Regions from separate parts of the Mus musculus genome. Here region 1 is linked to region 2. A link is a loop called in an ENCODE intact Hi-C map of the cell type or tissue named here. Cell type or tissue: left cerebral cortex. All regions are shown on one strand. Each heading gives the region's core, and the rest is flanking DNA. Links, peaks and the distances in the headings are about the cores only.

What was found. A loop is a pair of places that touch in the nucleus more often than their neighbours do. Peaks named below come from ENCODE experiments on the same cell type or tissue, not always from the same donor. Only the 100,000 strongest peaks of a DNase experiment are listed, where the experiment ranks them.
Region 1: a loop joins it to region 2, with 4 times the contacts of the local background. A loop is called at or near these places in 3 of 42 quality-filtered maps.

Annotation. Positions count from the first base shown.
Region 1 is chr2:134,755,122-134,764,179 of GRCm38, forward strand. It overlaps the pseudogene Gm14038. Among named protein-coding and RNA genes, the nearest start is that of Plcb1, 27 kb to the right of the region's middle. In left cerebral cortex, for the core only: no CTCF peak of the experiment used is centred there; a DNase peak (open chromatin) is centred at 4,435.
Region 2 is chr2:134,544,787-134,553,844 of GRCm38, forward strand. Hao1 (hydroxyacid oxidase 1, liver) reads right to left here. Exons shown (of 8, transcript NM_010403.2): 2 at 3,343-3,494. Among named protein-coding and RNA genes, the nearest start is that of Hao1, 5.0 kb to the right of the region's middle. In left cerebral cortex, for the core only: a CTCF peak has its summit at 5,188 (motif pointing right); a DNase peak (open chromatin) is centred at 5,178.

The DNA.
Region 1 (9,058 bases), core at 598-8,597, 210 kb after region 2:
AAGGTGCTGTATCCCCACCACCAGAGGACAAAAGTAATTACCAATTACACACAGCTGTGAGTCCTGTGTGCTACAATAATGGCCAGCATGACAAGATATATTATCCATGGTGCATCAGTGGCATGAGTATCATGGCAGTAACTAACCACTATATATTTAGACTTAAGGGATGCTCCACAGGGCAAAACCCCTAGCGACGCCATTACCAGGGTGATGAACCCGTGGCTAGATAGGTCATAGGAGCTGAAAGAGAACCAATTTGCTAAATGGGCATAATATCTAACTCTTAATGACTTACTGTTATACTCATAGATTAATGCATCTCTTATCCCTCATCAGAGAAGCTTCTCTATGTAGAAGATAACAATTAACACAGAAAACAATAATTAAGAGACTATGGAATAGCCAGCAGTAATAGGACATCTGTATTATATTCCTTCCAAAGCTTAAGAATCACTGAAAAAGCAGAGCCAAAAAATTGTAAAACCAGAAGTATGACTACAAGGATGTAGATGGTGGCTACAAAGAAATATAGTATTCTGGACACAGAATGGAAACTTTACACATGAACTCACAGTAGATATGACAGTATACACAAGACTTTTGCAAGCTCAACATGGATGGGGAAGTGGGCAGGAAGTCCCACCTCTGGCCAAAAAGATTTTGGCAACACATAGCTTCTGAAGAGGGAGAGTCAGTGTTCTATAGGCCCTGCCTTCATCCTTTGAATGGAGAGCCATACATCCAAAAATGTATAGCACATACTGAACTTGATGGGTATAAAAAAAACAATACAACAATTACAATAACAAAAAAAATACAGGACATCAAAATTGGGTAGATATTGAAGATGGTCACACTCAGAGGAGCTGAGGGAGGGTTGAGAATGATGATCAAACTATATTGAATGAAACATCCAATAATTAATTAAAATAAATACCTAAATAAATAAGTAACTTTTAAAGAAGATAAAAGAGGCAGCACAGAGAAATCTCTTGGCCAACAAAAACCTTCTGCTTTCCCTTAGGATGTCAATTGCCTTTACAGGAAAGAGACATAATTAATTACCATAGAACTTCCCCACAGAAGGCACACAATTCAGCGTTTTGAAATATTATCTTGAGGTTACACAACTGTCACCACTATCTAATCCAAAACATTTCATAATCTCTCACAGAACTCTGTACACACTAGCAGTTACTCTTCACTCTGTTCCTTTTGCCCATCAGTTACTGGAAATCCCTAAGCTACAGTCTCCCTCCAAGGGTTTGTCTGATCTGGAACCTTCATATAATTAGAATTATACAACACATAGCCTTTTATGTTTGGCTTTTAACATGTAGAACAGAGTTTTCTGGATTTATTCATATTATGACCTTTCTTTCTTTTTCTTTTTTGTTTTTTCGAGACAGGGTTTCTCTGTGTAGCCCTGGCTGTCCTGGAACTCACTTTGTAGACCAGGCTGGCCTTGAACTCAAATCCACCTGCCTCTGCCTCCTGAGTGCTGGGATTAAAGGCGTGTGCCACTATGCCCAGCTTATATTATGACCATTTTCATGGTTAAATATTTCATTGTGTGCATAGGCTTAAAGCTTTTTAAAAATCTACTTACCTATTGATGGAGATTTGTTGTGTTTCTACCTGGGGGCTTTCTGAGACATTCTGTTATGAGCACTGCTATACACATTTTTAAAGCATATTTTCTGTTGTCTTGAGCATCATTGGGTTAAATGGTAACTGCATATTTAGTGTATAGGAACTTCCTATTTTTAAAGAAGTAAAATTATTATATACTATCAGCAATATATGAGGGTTTCAGTTTTCACCAATCTATATACTATTTATTATCTTTTTAAACATAGCTGTCTTAAAAGTTGTTGCCAAGTAGAATTTCATTGCCTTGTGAATTGTGTCTAGTTGGATAACGACAGTGAGCACCCTCTAAGGTAAAAACTGGTGGTGATACACCTTACTTTATCCTTCAAATGTATGTATCTTGCAGAACAAGAAAATGATAACTATGTGGTTCAAAATAAAAATAAAATGAAGAAAAAAATCTAAGATAACTATAAGGGGAGACAAAGGAAAATTGGAAGAGGTAAAGTTTTGAACTATCATTCAAAATGGCGAAATCATTTTACTAGTACAATGCAATAACATTTGTACATATAATACAATATGTATAATAACCACTAAAAGGAGCTACAAAGGAATTCCAGAAAAAAATAATGAACAAAATAAAATAAAGGTAAAAAAATAAGATGGAAGATATAATCTTAACCCATTAATAATTATCTCAACTGTACATGGTCTAAAGATACTGACTAAAACATGCTTTCAGGTGGCTGTGTACAGCACCCTGGTAAGCTATGCTGGAGAGAGAGAGCAAAGGGTGATCGTGAATTCAAGTCCAGCTATCTACTAAAACATATTTTATATATAGCATTGCAATAGACTAGAGGTATAAATATTGAAAAGAATATTCTTTCATGTGGATAGATACGATATCCAACAAAGTAGATTAAATCATGTAATAATAATATAAATAATAAATATATAATGATATACTATAATATATATGCAGTATAACATTAAGGATAATAATGAAGTTGCAGAGAAAATCACTATATGACATACGTATTAACAAAGCATCAGTCTTCGAAGAATTCTTAGAAATTTGCAACGAAAAGTCACCCAACAAAAGAACTACTAAAGAATGAAAACAAAGCAGATAGAACTGGAAAGAGATCAGAGCCATGTTTGTTATTGGAGACAACAAATCCATGCTGCAGCAATTGATAGACAAAACAGGCGGCAAGCTAGCAAGCATAAATAAAAACTCAACCACACTGTTAGCCAACAGGATATAAATAGCATTTGTATATCAACCTCTCCATTAGCAGAATACATATTCATTTCAAGCACCAAGGGAAATAAACCATTGAGACCATATCCTGGTCTACGACAACAAAAACCTCAACAATTGTGATGCAGCATGTTCTAACCACATAAGATGCAAAAACATTTAGCAAAAAGTAAACAGGAAAATCTCCAAGCAAGAAAGAGGAGCTAAAGCAACATGCCTCTATATGATGATATGATGTACAGGGCAAAGAGAAAGATTCAAGATAATTCTTTCAAACACTCTGAGACAGGAGCTCTTGTTCCTTATGTCTTTCTGAAAGAACACCTCTCCCTGAAGGCTGTGTGTGAGAGTATGAATACAAACTAATCCCTTGTGGGGACAGCTTGGGAATTGAGTCTCCAGATTTTCAGGGTAAAAATAGGTTGCGTTTCCCATTTTTGACTAGTTTCCTCAATAATTTTAGGGTCTGAACTCTTGATGTAGGGGCTGTTACAATAGTAGCTTTGGAGGCCACTGAGGCTGCCTATCAGAGCCCTATTGGAGGTCCTTTAAGGAAAAGCTATTTTATCCTGGTCAAAAGAATGGAATCTACTCTGGCTTTGGGTGAGGACATTTCACTCTGATCTTTTCCAAAGATTGTAACATTCTATATCATTGTTGCCTCCCTTAAGAATGAATCCTGAAAAAAAAAATAAAATAAAAGAATGAATCCTGCTGAGCCTCTCCCCTTAACTGGGAATCATAATTCAAGATGGTTATTGTCCCCTAATGTCATGCTATGGATATGGGAAGAATAATTATTCTGGAAATGAAATAATGTACTGTTGTCTCCAAGAACCATGTCTCTGTACAGTCATTTGCAGAGCATCCGTTCAACAGTACCGTGGCTTGCCCATTTGAAAGTTACTCAGAAAGATGTAACTTTTACTTGTTCTTTCTGTTTTCCCAAAGCCTGAACATTTTCCCCCTGATACTCAGGGTTTTCTCCCTCTTTCTATGAAACTGTCCCCCAGCTGTTTGGTTTCATGGCTGCTTGTAAGTGATAACTATTTTTGTTCTTCCTCACCTAAGTCTTCCTTCCACAGGTAGCTGCTGAGGTTCTCAGCTTGCCTTCCCTGTTGTTTTGCTCTCAAATTCTCCAAGTTGCCATTGAGTTCCTTCTTAGAGCTTTTACAAATGCCTTTATTTGTGAGAGCATGAAGGATCCTATTTCAGAGATATCATGGGACTACAAAATATTAATACCTTCCCTTTCCTCCCTCTAAGCCCTTCCATACATCCCCTCAATGCCTTCTTGCTCTTTTTCAAATTAATGGTCTCATTTTACATTTTTTACATTAATTGTTCTTGCGTGCATATATGTGTGTGTTGAAATAAGTACTCCTCAGTCTATATAATATTATTTAGCATATACCTTGTCAGAGTTGACTGTCTTAGTCTGTCTTAGTCATCCTTTTATTGTTGTGAAGAGTCTCCATGATCAAGGCAATTCTTACAGGAGAAAACATTTCACTACTGGCTTGCAAACATTTTCACAGGTTTAGTCCAGTATAATCTTGGTGGGGAGCGTGGGAGCATGCAGGCGGGCACTGGAGCAGTAACTAAGAGATCTGGGCTTGGCAGGCATGGGCTTTTGAGACATCATTTGGATAAGTTTTGTTACTTTTTAGAACAAGAAAACCCCCCAGGACTTTTTCTTTCATAAGTTGCAGGATTGGCTGGCTGGGGGGTTGCTGGAGGATACCACTCCCTCTATTCCATCTGCCCCCCCCGGCCCCTTACATCTTTCAGCACAAGCCTTGGCTCCGATTACTTTTCCTGTTGCTTTTTTATTTTCTCAAACTATATACACTTTGTCTTTCTGTTTGTGGTGCTTGCTCTTTTTCATTGTAGACCTGCATAATAGTGATTGCTAATAGCCATGTAATGTAGCCAATATTACGTTGTCTTGAAATCTTCTCCACCAACAAAATTAGTTCAAAATTCTTCAATTTAGCCCCAGACAGAATATCTTAGTTTGGGTTTCCATTGCTGTGAAGAGACACCATAACCAAGGAAATTCGTATAAAGGCAATCATTTAACTGGGGCTGGCTTACAGTTTCTGGGCTTTAGTCCATTTCATCACAGTGGGAAGCATGGCAGCATGCAAACAAACATGGTGCTGGAAAAAGAACTGAGAGTTCTACATCATGATCTGAAGGCAACTAGAAGACGACAGTCTTCAGGTAGCCAGGAGGAGGGTCTCATCTGCACTGCACTGGGTGTGGCTTAAGCACTAAGAGAAGTCAAGCCCACCTCCACAGTGACATACTTCCTCCAACAAGGCCACACCTACTCCAACAAGACCACACCTCTAAATAGTTCTACTACTCATTGCCAAACACTCAAACATATAAATTGATGGGGTTCAAATGTATTCAAACCACAGTTTCTTAGGTTAAGAGTAAAAATACCATCAGAATGGTCTCTATCTTAGTTGCTAATATTGTTTCCCTCTGAAACCTCTTGAGGTAGACCTTAAGTTACTGTCAATATTACTATCTTCCAAGTTCCTACTAGGACGGCCCTCTAAACTCTGCTTACAGCACTCAACTGATTTCCCAGTACAACTCTGAAAGTCTTCTACATCTCTCTAAAAACAAGCATATTTAGGTCTTTCACAGCAATAACCTACTCTTGATACCAATTTATATTTTGGTTACTTTTCTATAACTGTGAAGAGATGCTATGAGCAAGGCAACTTATAAAAAAATCGTATATACAAAACACCACAGGCCTGGTTTCCAGGGGCAGTTGGCAAACAAAACAGACTCCATGTTTTTGGAGTGCTTTTTGTTTTTTTGTTTTGTCTTACAGTTTTTTTTGTTTCTGTTGTTTGTTTTGATTTTCTTTTGTTGTTTGTTTTGAGAGAGGGTGCGAGAGAAAGAGAGAATATAAAGATAAGTGACTAAAAGAGTGGAAAGGATTCGGGATGAATTGGCTGAAGGAAAATAGGATGGAAACCATTTTAATAAACTTTTTCTTTCAATGAATAGAAACTGTGAGACTTTCCTTAACAAAGCTTAAATCAGGGATCTCAGCAACAAGCAGGGCTATACTCCAGCAAGATCACTGAATAATGTCAGGAAAGGACATATTCAAAAGTAGCAAGCAAAACACAGGCAGTGGAGGATCCTGAGACCAACCATAATAATGAGGCAACAATGAGGCAAGGCTACTAGCAGTCCCTAGAGACAAGTGCTCTGAATAAACATGAACAGTGAGAACAATTGAGCAGGAGCCAGCCCTATATGGATGCTATGCTATTAGTTAAGGTGCTGAGAGCCACCAGGTAGGAACCAAGCAAACAAGTACTCCGGTTTTATCTCTTCTTTCCTTCTGCTACAGGAGTGTATTTGTGTCTGCAGAGCAGCTATCATTTGTTCAGGTTCTTGAGCCTCTTTACAGTGAGTTGTACAGAGACACATGGATTGTTATGGGAAAGGAGAGATCCTAAATAGGAAATACAAATGAGACTGGAGGTGTGCCAGAGGTGGCCCATGGCCAAGACAGTGAAAAGGAAGGGGTGAGGAGCTATGCAACCTTTTATGGGTCATTTGTATAACAGTCACCCCCCATGTCCTCCTTTTCCTGAGACTGTTCCCTTGATAGAAAGAAGCCCTAGTGGGTTGAAGTCTTTTATTTTTTTCATATATTAATCTACGGAATCTCCTCTTCTACCTCATTCCCTAGCCTCTTGCCTGAGGTACCAGAGACTAAAACCAATGGGAGCCATACCTCAGCTGCACATCAATATCCCAGAGGAGAGATAGGGATAGATCTAGAAGAGTAAACAAAAGGCCTCCCACCTGAAAAGCTTGCCACCTCCATTTTGTTGTTGTTGTTGTTGTTTTGTTTTGTGTTTTGTTGTTTTTGAGACAGGGTTTCTCTGTATAGCCCTGGATGTCCTGATTCTCAGTCTGTAGACCAGGCTGGCCTCGAACTCAGAAATCCTCCTGCCTCTAGCTCCCAAGTGCTGGGATTAAAGGCATATGCCACCACTGCCCAGCCACCACCTGAGTTCTTTTTTTTTTTTTTTTAGACTGTAACAAAATCAGTTTATTCGAGTGAAGTTCTCATTTGTAATACATTCACACACACAAAAAGTTGAATCCTACTAGAGAAAACTCCTTACCAGAAACATATCCAGTGCAATTACATGATACCAAAAAAATTACGTTCCCTTCTTAGGTATGTGGTGTCTTATCACACACCTTATCCTGGAAGACTGAATGAGAGGATCTGCAAGAGTCTGCAATTCATGCGTCATGATTTAGGTATCCAGTAAGGCTATGTATTCTGGACATAATATTAGGCTTAATCATAGGACTTGCTTTAAATAATATTGGTAAGTACCACTTGTACGACCCCTCCAAAGAGTCTGCCATCTGCAGCTTCCTCTGCCGTAGAATGGCAAAATCACAAAAAGGTGGGTGTTGTGTGAGTGGGATCTCGGAGGGAAGGCAGTACAGGCTGTGACACAGCAGCCAGTCAATGGCTGCCATTAGTCTACCAGGAAAGACACTTTTGCTGATATTTCTACAGCCTATCCCAGAAACAGCTAATAAAATACTTCGCCAGTAATTGTCAACACATAATTAAACACCAACATGGAACCTAGTAGAAAACTACTGGTGTAAATTAGGACCTAATGGAAATAAATTCTAAGACAGCAACTTTGAGAGTTTTTAAAAAGTATCTGTAGTAAAACAAACAAAACAAACACAACAAAGCTGACTGTCTACTGATAGTGGTTTCTGCTTATAAGGATTCTGCTGGCTTGAATCCTTGAATGACTATTCCAAGTAAGAGTCAACATTTTTTAAAAACTGCTCTTCATCGTTAAGATATTCCAAGATAACATTTCCTCCATTATATAAAGGGCACTCCTCCTTCGTGATCCACCTTTCCAATGTGTGATCCAATGGCAGGGCTTCTCCTGAAGGGACGTGACACAGCCTCAGCTTCTTCGCCGTCAGCTTGTTGTTTTCATTCCTGAGATTAGCGAGAGAAGCTGCAAAGTCCACAACCTTCCCGATGCTCCACCGCAGGCAAAAGAACATGGCTTTGCTTTTTTCCTTGCTCCCCTTTGGCAAGTACACCTGGAAGTATGTTCTTTCTGTCTGCGGCAGGGACTTATCCCCATCAGCGTGCATCTTTAGCTTCATCAGCGCCACCTTCGCCGCTGTTCCGCTGCTTTTTGCGCCTTTCCGTCCCTTACTTGCTGCCCCTCCTGTCTTGGCATCGACAATGTCTCTGACAAGTTTCTGTGTGGCAGCCATTCGAGGCTTTGCGACTTCCAGCTTTTCACAGTCATGATCCGACTGATGACGGTGTCTCAGGCAAAAGTTCTTCTCACAGTAAGGACAGATCACTGCCACAAGCTCTACGTCAGTGCAGCCCTTGAAAGAGCATGAGTAAGATTTGTGTTCATCTGTCTTTGGTCTCTCCTTGACTACATTCACCTCAGAACAACCATGAGAGTCCTTGCTTCTGTGTTCAAGGCAAAATATTCCTGAACAACCATCACACACAAATGGAAGAAAATCTCGCTGCCGGCAGTGCTGCACCTGGCAGTGCTGCCCAATGTCCAACTCCGCCATCTTTCCACCGCCGCAAGGCCCACCTGAGTTCTTAGGCAATAGAAATCATAATCCTTTGTTTCCTTAGCTTGAGCTTGATTGGAGATTGAGTAATCTGGGTGTTCAGATGAAATGGCATGCTAGCTGATGTGCGTCCTGACAGCCTTTGGAAGAGTAGCTTGCTCTTGTCACAAAGCACACCGTATACACTGTGCTACTGTTGGCCTTGGCTATAGTCCTGGGTTCCAGGGCATTGCAAACTGTAATCTGTACTGAGATCTTCCAGAGAACAGTTGCTATATTCTGCAGAGGAAGTAAGACACAATCTATCCACACTGAAAATATCAAAGCATAGTCATCACTAATTGGATATGACACCAAACTTACCCCTCTCTTTTGAGAACAAAATACTGATTCAGGGAGTATTCTGCCTCCGAACTCCAAATGGCACACACAACAGAAGTCACAGATTCGGTTGATTCAGTTTCTTAATGAATAGATTCTTCTGTGGGGACTGTCCTGGGGAGTCCTAATTTGCAAAGTCTCTCCACGGCTCACTCTGGTGAATCC
Region 2 (9,058 bases), core at 800-8,799:
ACAGAGCTATTATCTCGGTCCACATTTCTCTAGAAGCCAACAGTGGCAGGAAGAAGTAATGAATTCAAATACCCCAGTCACCCACAGCATCCTCTCAAGGGCCCCCTCCTTTTCCTGCCAAAGAAAATCATTACCCCACACCTAAATGCACAAGCCTTGCCAAATTCACAGACCACGCCCACATGCACGAACCAAGCAATAGCCTGATTAATTCTAATAATAAAGAGAACAACGCACCATAGAAGATCGTGAGAACACAGACGGAAACTGGAAGAATGCAGAGGTCCTTGAGGGAGTTCTCTTGTATACAGCTGTATTATAGCTTGAGATGCTATGACTCAGATGTTTTGGATTCTTGAAGACAGGGATCTCCCCGACCCTATTTCTTATGCCCTTTCCACTTCATTCAAAGGTAGAGTGTATGTGTCACTGTCCCAGAGTCCTCCTTTGTACAAATCTAAAGCTATAAACGCCTGCCTGCTGGTGCTATAACTCCTTCAGAGCATTTTCAAAGCAGCACGCGGTAGTTAGGAGCCACTTTTCTGGAGACAGACTGCTGGGATCTGGACACTTCCTGTCACTTATGAATCATGTAGCCCTGAGCAAGTGACTCATCTTATATGTGCCTCAGTTTTTCATGTGTAAACTAGGCTTAGTAATGTAGTTGCTTCTCTGGGTTTTCTGAGAACACCAAACGAGAGCTGTGGTGTACTTAGGCAAGTGCCTAGAAGGTGGCAATTTTGTGCTAAATAAATCTAAAAGGGTAAGAACTAATGGGCACTTAATATCAGCTCATGGTGAGTGCCCGGGGACATAACATTTGATGACTCCCTAACAGTCTCTAAACAAGCGTTTTCATTTTACTCCAGTCCGTCCTCAAACAAAATCACGGGCTTCAGACCCATAGGGAGGAAGTTAGAGCGTACAGCGTGCCATCAGTGGTTATGAAAGCAGTTCTCGAAAACTCTAGAAATTTGTTCACAAAACCAGACAGTAATGCCAAGTTCCCTGGTCCCGCAGTGACTTACCAGGTGAGCTCTGCCCACTGGTAAACTTGCTTCCCTCTGCTCTGTCCTCTGAGTTGTTTCCTGATTTTTGCCTCCTCTTTCAAATCTATTTTCCATCACTTGCTTCTTGAACAATAGTTCAAATAGAGTTTATAAGGATGGGCTATAACCCAGAAGTAATCTCCCACTGCACTTTAAAAAACTAGTGAGTTACAAAAAGCATCTCCATCTTCCAACACAGTCTCCCTAACATTGTTTCTGCCCACTAATAGAAACATGACAACTGTGTGCTTTACTTCAATTGGAACTGCTAATTGAAATAATTCAAGTATGGTAGCTAGTATATCTGTAATCCAAGCAGGAAGGAAGCTGAGGCAGTAGGATCAGGCTGAGATATACAATAAATTCTTGTAAAAAGCTGAAAACAAGAAAAAAGGAAAAAGAAGGAAAGTTTTTTTTAAGACAAAAGGCAGAGATCACAATCAATTTCTGTATCATTTTCAAAAATTTTGTTTCTTTTGATATGCTTGCCATTTTTTCCATGGTTTCTCGAATTAGAGGTCAATTCTTCTAAGGTCTGTCAAATGAAGTTAAAATCATGGAAACTCTTGTACAAATCTTTAAAAAAAAAAAGAAAAGTTACAGCATTATGTAGAATTCACATCTAAAATCTTTGATACCGAGTGCCACATTATTTCTTAGAGTCCTTGCTTTCTATTCTTCAGATCTATGTTGGACACTGAACATTTCCCCCAAATCACACCAGACATCATGACCTTAACATAAAGATCTCACATCCAGAAAATAAAAAAATACATGGTAATGACTTATATTCCTTTGCATATTAGTGGAGTATTTCCCTTCGTTGACTCTTGTGTCCATTCATGAATTTCTTATTTTCTTACTTTTGTCTTTGTATCATTTTCTTCTTTTAGGGCCATTGACATCGAGCGAAAATTTCCCTTTGCTGTCTCTTATTTTCTCAACTATTATTCAATACTTCAAAAAAAATCACAATATCCTATGGAATATTTCCTTTTGATATTTATGGAAATTTTGGTGCATTCAAGATTTAAGCTAATATGCCCACCTCTCCACTTTTGTTTTGTTGCCCTAAGTTTCTTTAAATGGACCTACCCCTCTACACTTGTTTAGTTTGGTCTCCCACTTACCACCACCTCCATCCCAGGGGCTGTGTGTTTCTGGATTACCAAAACTAAGCCCCTGGGGCTCTGAGCGCACTCAGCTGCATGTAGTTCTCCAGCAGTAAGGATGCTGTCAGCCTCTGACCTAAGCTGATGCAGTACAACCTTTTTGTGTCAAAGCAAAATTTTGATGTTCATGGCAGAGTTCTGTGGGAGACATTTTAATGAAGAAGGTAGAGCCATTTAATTCATAATTCTCAGAATTAAAAAGCTTTAAATAGCATTGAGTTCATGCTCTTTTGGCCCTTCATCTCTTGCCTGCCTGGCATCAAAAGAGGTTAAATAGGATTCCTCAGCCACAGTCCTTAGTCGTAAAGCTGAATATGCTGAGGTCTATGTATAGCCTTTCACATATTCAGTGTTGCTAGGGAACTAGGAAGGTAATCTATTAGCCATGGAGAGAAATTTCTTTGTAGTCTTTTTCCTTTCCTCTTTGCTCCTTCCTGGGGCAGTGGGAAATGCTCTACTGGGGAAAGACTCCACCCATAAAACAGAATCACGTTCCAATACCATAGAAGAAATCAGAGCCAACCAGGTCTCCACCTTTGTTCTTTCAGTATGCAAGTCATTTGTTTGGAACAACACCACCTCTGCCACTCAAGATCTATGATCTTGGGAAAGCTAGTTCTTGGATCTCCATTTTTAGAGACCTTGATATTACTACTCATAAAATTACAAACATTAGCTGAGCACTACTCTGCACCAGGTGTTTACATGTATAATTTCTGTGGACCGACCTCCACCCCCCCCCCCCGCCACAACAACCAAAAGCAACAACTGCTAGTTTGATCACTGTTTCGCAGAGGACATAGAAACCCAAGCACCAAGCACCAAGCACCAAGCACCAAGCACCAAGCACCAAGCACCAAGCACTGAACCAAAATCTAGAAAGTTGATGGTAAAACCAAGGGTTTCATTCATATATATATATATATATATATATATATATATATATATGCATATATGTATATATATGAAATGGTATATATATATATATATATATATATATATATATATATATCATTGAAAAATATAAAGTAAAGAAAAACAAGGAATGTAATTGTTTTAAATAAAAGCATCCTAGGAAGGGTGTTCGAGAAGGAAGCCTCTCTTTGTCTCTCTTTTCTTACCTCGCACAGTGGCCAGCTCCCCGTCCACGTGAGCCATGCACTGCATGGCAGTAGCCCCAACACATATTGGCATGCTGACTCTCTGTCCTAAAACAGAAGTTGACAGATCGATATCAGCAACGTTGCGAAGCATCCGTGGATAGAGCTTCCATCTGGAATTTAAAATAATATTAATATCAATACATGTAATTTTAGAATTTCAAAGGTATAACCAAAAAACTTTAACACATTTTAGTTTAAAAGAGAAAATAATATTTTTTATTAGGCCAAATCTTTTCCTTGCATAGTGAAATTTTCTCCCTACCTCAAACCTCTGACAAACATTGGTCTGCATTTTTCATCCTCATACTTCTGCTTTTTAAGAATTTTGTGTGATGGATTCCTACAGTAGACAGCCTTCTGAGCCTGACATGGTGTCCTTGATAGCCATCCATGCTGGTGTGTGCATCACTAGCTTGTACCATCGGGCTGATCCATTTCACCTCCTGGAGGGAACCTTCGTTGCTTATTCACTACTGGGGTACATTAGGATAGTTCCATTTTCTATAGATGATAAAGAGAGTCACTATGAACATCCCCTTATAGGCTTTGGGGTCAATATAGATCTTATTTTACTTTCCCCAGATTTAGATGATGATATACAAAGTCCTAGAGATTATATTCAGATTGGAGAAGGTATGGACCTTCCTTCTGTAAGACAGAAGAGCTCAAGGCAATTGTTTTGAAAATTGTGAATATTTTCTTCAAAGTTATTAACTAAGTGCTGTGTCTGCTGATGAATGAACATAAGAGAAGAGTTAGAGCTTTGGTTAAGAGTATAAGCTTTGGTTACTTGTTTTGTTAGTCAAGCCCCTTCCTCAGAATATTTAATAGAAACTAAAACTCTTAATTCTTGAAATTTATTGTAAATGATTTTTTCTGTGATTCCTCAAAATCAGAACAGAAGTTAATAAGTCAAATTGTATCAGTAAACCTTATGCGAAACTAACTTATCAGCAGAATGTATATTTCCTATTTGCTTATGTCAATTAGTCTCCTCATTGCAGGCAGACTAAAACTAGACATTATTAAAATAAATACCTTGTTTAGACATACTTACAAGCCTAACCAACAGTCCTGTATATTGATTTTCTAGATTTAACTCTAATTCTCTTGAGGTTGAGATTGTTCTTGCAAATATAGTGAAGAGTGACTTCATATTGGAGAAATGAGGGGAAAGCCCTTCATTGAATAAAACCTGTCTCTGGGGGAGGGGGAGGAAGAAGAGAAGCAGCAGCAGCAGCAGCAGCAGAAACAGTTCTATCCTGAGGACCTGCTCGACGTCTGCAGTCTAACATTTGTCACACAGTAAACTAAAACAACCCATCCCTGAATGAGGTGATAGAGAAGTTTAGCATCTGGTTTCTAAAACTAGCTGGTTGGTAGGTTGGTTGGTTGGATGACTGGTTGATTGGTTGGTTGGTTGGTTGGTTGGTTGGTTTCTCCATAAGCTGTTCTTTGACCATCATAATTGTCATGGTTTTCCATCACACCACATGTTCTGTTCCTGGAAATCTGCTGCACAGCATGGACACTTACAGCACGATTGTCTGCTCTCCAATGTGAAGGGGGAGAGGCAGAAGCCATGGAGGGGTTTCTCATTACCAATCATCTCTAAGAGTGTTGTTGGAATGAGAGGAAGAGATTTTAATAGAGGGGACAGACACACCGGCTTTGAAAGGCATTAACATCAATATTTACGTATGACTAAAAGAACAATTGAAGACTTTATGAGGACACACAACACTCAAACCAAGACTCCTTCTGTCAATAAACAACAACCTTACACTCGTCCACTTGGTGGCGCAGTCACCTTAATAATTGCATGCTCACACATTCTGTAAATACATTTTCTGTTTCAAATATTACAAAGACTCTTCAACACCTACATTTCTGGGCAAAACTAAGTAAATCAAGTGAAATGGGGAAGGGTACATCTTGTAAAGTATCCTCCAGGTTTGGGTGTTTTACAAATAACAATAGCTTTATGAGATAGTCTCAAAGAATTTTTGACTCTCACTGAAAACTACCCCAAATTTAAATGGCTATCACCTCAATTATACAACAAATAACTCTTTGACATAACCTTATGTTTCATTCACTGCTGTCTACTTTGGGAAGAGCCTGTGAAGATGGAAAGAACAGCTGGACCATTGAGTAGCAAACTTTTTTAAAAACCAAAATGAACAAAGGAAGTTACAACAGGACTCCCAGCCTACACTTCACATAGAACAAAGGTCTAAGTTCTAAATAATCCAAAACTCAAGAGAGAGACATGCTCCCGCAGACATAGCCACTCCCTGAAAGATCCCAAATTCCATAGCACTGAAGTCTTATGGCTACTTACAACTCTAAACCACAGGGTTTCTTCATCTTAACTTTTCTCTCCACAAATTTAAAGCAAATGATTGCAAATGCTCTTTCCTCGTTTTTTTTTTTTTTTTTTTTTTTTTTTTCATGGATCAACGGAGAGATGTTGTGACAGTTCTGTTTATGTAATACTGAAAACACCACTAGCGAGTTTGCAGTGTTTCCCATGTAACAAACTGGGGCTAGCATAGCTTTTATCTACCAGAGAGTTGTCCTTAAACCTCCCCTTTGTCAGTGTCAATCAAGATGCAGCAGCAAAGGGGCAGCTTCTAATTCTGAAGTTATGATCCTGCAAAATAATCGAACTGTGGAGGAAGTCTCCATCAGGAATACCTTCAAAAAAAGCCAGGGCATGTGACAAACCTGGGTGGGGAGGCTCCTTTACGTCAGTGTGTAAAAGAAATGGTGTAGTACACTTTCTCAAATTAACCCCAGTCCGGTCAGTCCATTCAAAATGAAGCCCCTTGGCATTCTGAACTTTGCCTTATTCTTACATATTTGCAGCAGAGAATTTCATTCTTCTGGGTGGTTCAACTTATTTATCCTTTCGTGATATTATTTCTGGTCATGCTAATGCTAGTCCCAAGTCTGACCAAGAAACATCTCCAGCTAGCTGTTGGTCACACAAGTGGCCCAAGTTTCCAGAACTCTAAAATGTGGTTGTCAGATCTGTGTGCTGATGGACAGTGCTGGTGAGGATGCTCCCGGATACTTGTGGGAAGGAAAGGGGATGAACTTCACAAATGCCTTTGACCTTTTGTTATGTCTGATTGTTTTGTAGCCTTTATTGGAAACAGAATGGGAAGGCCCAGTGTGACTTCCTTCCTGCTATCAAGCCAAGGCGACCAAAGTCAGCCGAAATTCTCTTAGTTGCATATGACCAACTCAATAGAACAAATCAAGGGATTGTGGGTCAAGCAGAGAACCACAAGGCAAGGGAGAAGTTGAGATGTCAGAGAAGGGATCAGACTTGACATTTGTTGGAGTACAAACACTAAGAACCAGTTGTCCTTTGAAGAACTTTGCTCAAGGCCTTTTTATTTCTTTTTTTTATTTATTTATTTTTATTACATATTTTCCCCAATTACATTTCCAATGCTATCCCTCCTCCCCCATACCCTCCTCCCCCACTTCCCTACCCACTCATTCCCATTTTTTTTTTTTTTTTTTTTTTTTTGGCCCTGGCGTTCCCCTGTACTGGGGCATATACAGTTTGCAAGTCCAATGGGCCTCTCTTTCCAGTGATGGCCGACTAGGCCATCTTTTGATACATTTGCAGCTAGAGTCAAGAGCTCCGGGGTACTGGTTAGTTCATAATGTTGTTCCACCTATAGGGTTGCAGATCCCTTTAGCTCCTTGGGTACTTTCTCTAGCTCCTCCATTGGGAGCCCTGTGATCCATCCAATAGCTGACTGTGAGCATCCACTTCTGTATTTGCTAGGCCCTGGCATAGTCTCACAAGAGACAGCTACATCTGGGTCCTTTCGATAAAATCTTGCTAGTGTATGCAATGGTGTCAGCGTTTGGGAGCTGATTATGGGGTGGATCCCTGGATATGGCAGTCTCAGAATTATCAAGTTCCATGAAAGATGTGGCACTTGTCTTTTCCAGTTGTATTATCTGTGCCATGGAGAAAAATTAATCCACACTTAGGATGGTATTCTATTGGGAGTGCTACAGAATTCATAGAAGCCATGGGACTCTTCTGGTTGGTTAAAACTTGGACACCAAGACTTCTATGCCTCAGAATGTTTCTAGAATTTCTAGTGTCAGCAAGGTAATCTGTCTTACTGTTCTTTGCTTCTTCTCTTATGGTAGCTGTTGTGGGGAGGTATTTTATACCATGGAAGTATAAATACCATGGGTGTATTTATACTTATGGATGCTAAGTCAATGTATAGTTGCTGAAATGCAAGTTTCTGTTGGTAGGAACTTTCTATCTGTATCATTGTTGGGTCCTCAGCTTGTAGCAATCTTGTCTGTTGAAACAGTTCAAAGTGTAATCCAATCAATTATCCTGCCTGTTGGCACATTCCTGTAGCTCTCAGGAAGCAGAGTTAGGAGGTTGACTGCAAGTCCCAGCCCAGCCTGTTTTGAATGGCTAGACTGATATCACATGGAGTTACTTGATGAGACTATAAATGAATTAATTAATAAGTTGGACCATATGAGCTGAGGTGTCTAAAAGGGTAGAGAAGGCTTTGTAGAAATGGAATTGGTGACCACCAGCAGCAATGCTCATATACAGCTCTATACATCAGTCAAGGGCATGGAAGTCTTTTGCTATAAAAGCCCAGAACAGCTAAGTTGTGGCTTAAGGAGAGCACTCAGGAAATCTATTTATCTGGGGGACACAGTGGCATAACCCCAAGAAGGAACATTTACAAGAGTAGGAAATGTTGAAGAAGTCAATAATAATAATAATAATAATAATAATAATAATAATAATAATTGATAAAGTTCAGAACTCTAAGCTCCTGCATTATTAACCAATTACCCATCTACAACTTCCCCAGCATTTGTGTGTTCAGGAAGGATTCAGAAAAAGCCTGATCAAGGACTTCAGAGGTTGGGAAGACATCCTGCTCTCCACACTATTCCCACCCATGCTCTGCTACCAACCTGTGTGTAACATGGCTGCTGCCAACAAGAGACTGCCTTGATTACAATGATTTAATTTCTCCTAATCAGAAAAATAAAGGCAATTCTGAGTGTTTTTTCTCCAGATCAAAGAAGAAATAGGAAAGAAGGCAGATTTTCTACCCTTGGATATTTTCCGTCCATTTCCGTTTAATAAGTGATCACAAATGGAGAACCCCGTTGCCCACTGCCATCACTCATGACTACAATGGAAGAGGAATGGCGTGGAAAGAGTGAGATATGGGAAAGCCCCCTCAGATAGTTGGCTAAGACAAAAAAGAAGAAGGAAGAAAGAAAGAAAGAAAGAAAGAAAGAAAGAAAGAAAGAAAGAAAGAAAGAAAGAAAGAGAGAGAGAAAGAAAGAAAACATACCCGTTTAAAGTTATCTTATTTTCTGTTTTTACCACAAAAAAAAGAAAGAAAGAAAAAGAAAAGAGAAAAAAGAAAGCAAGCACCTACTGTCTCGTGTCTGAAACATGAAAGCCTGGGGGAAATAATGTGAGAAGAGAGAAGAAGCACTTTTCAGGAGGCATGAGGCAGCAAGGGTAAAAGGCAGATGCTACACAGACTTACTGCAATCTGAAGCAAAAGTGTAGGCAACCTAATATCAAAGTGAATGTCAATGGAGAAAGCCAACAGGATGGGAACATGGGAAGCAATAATTGTAT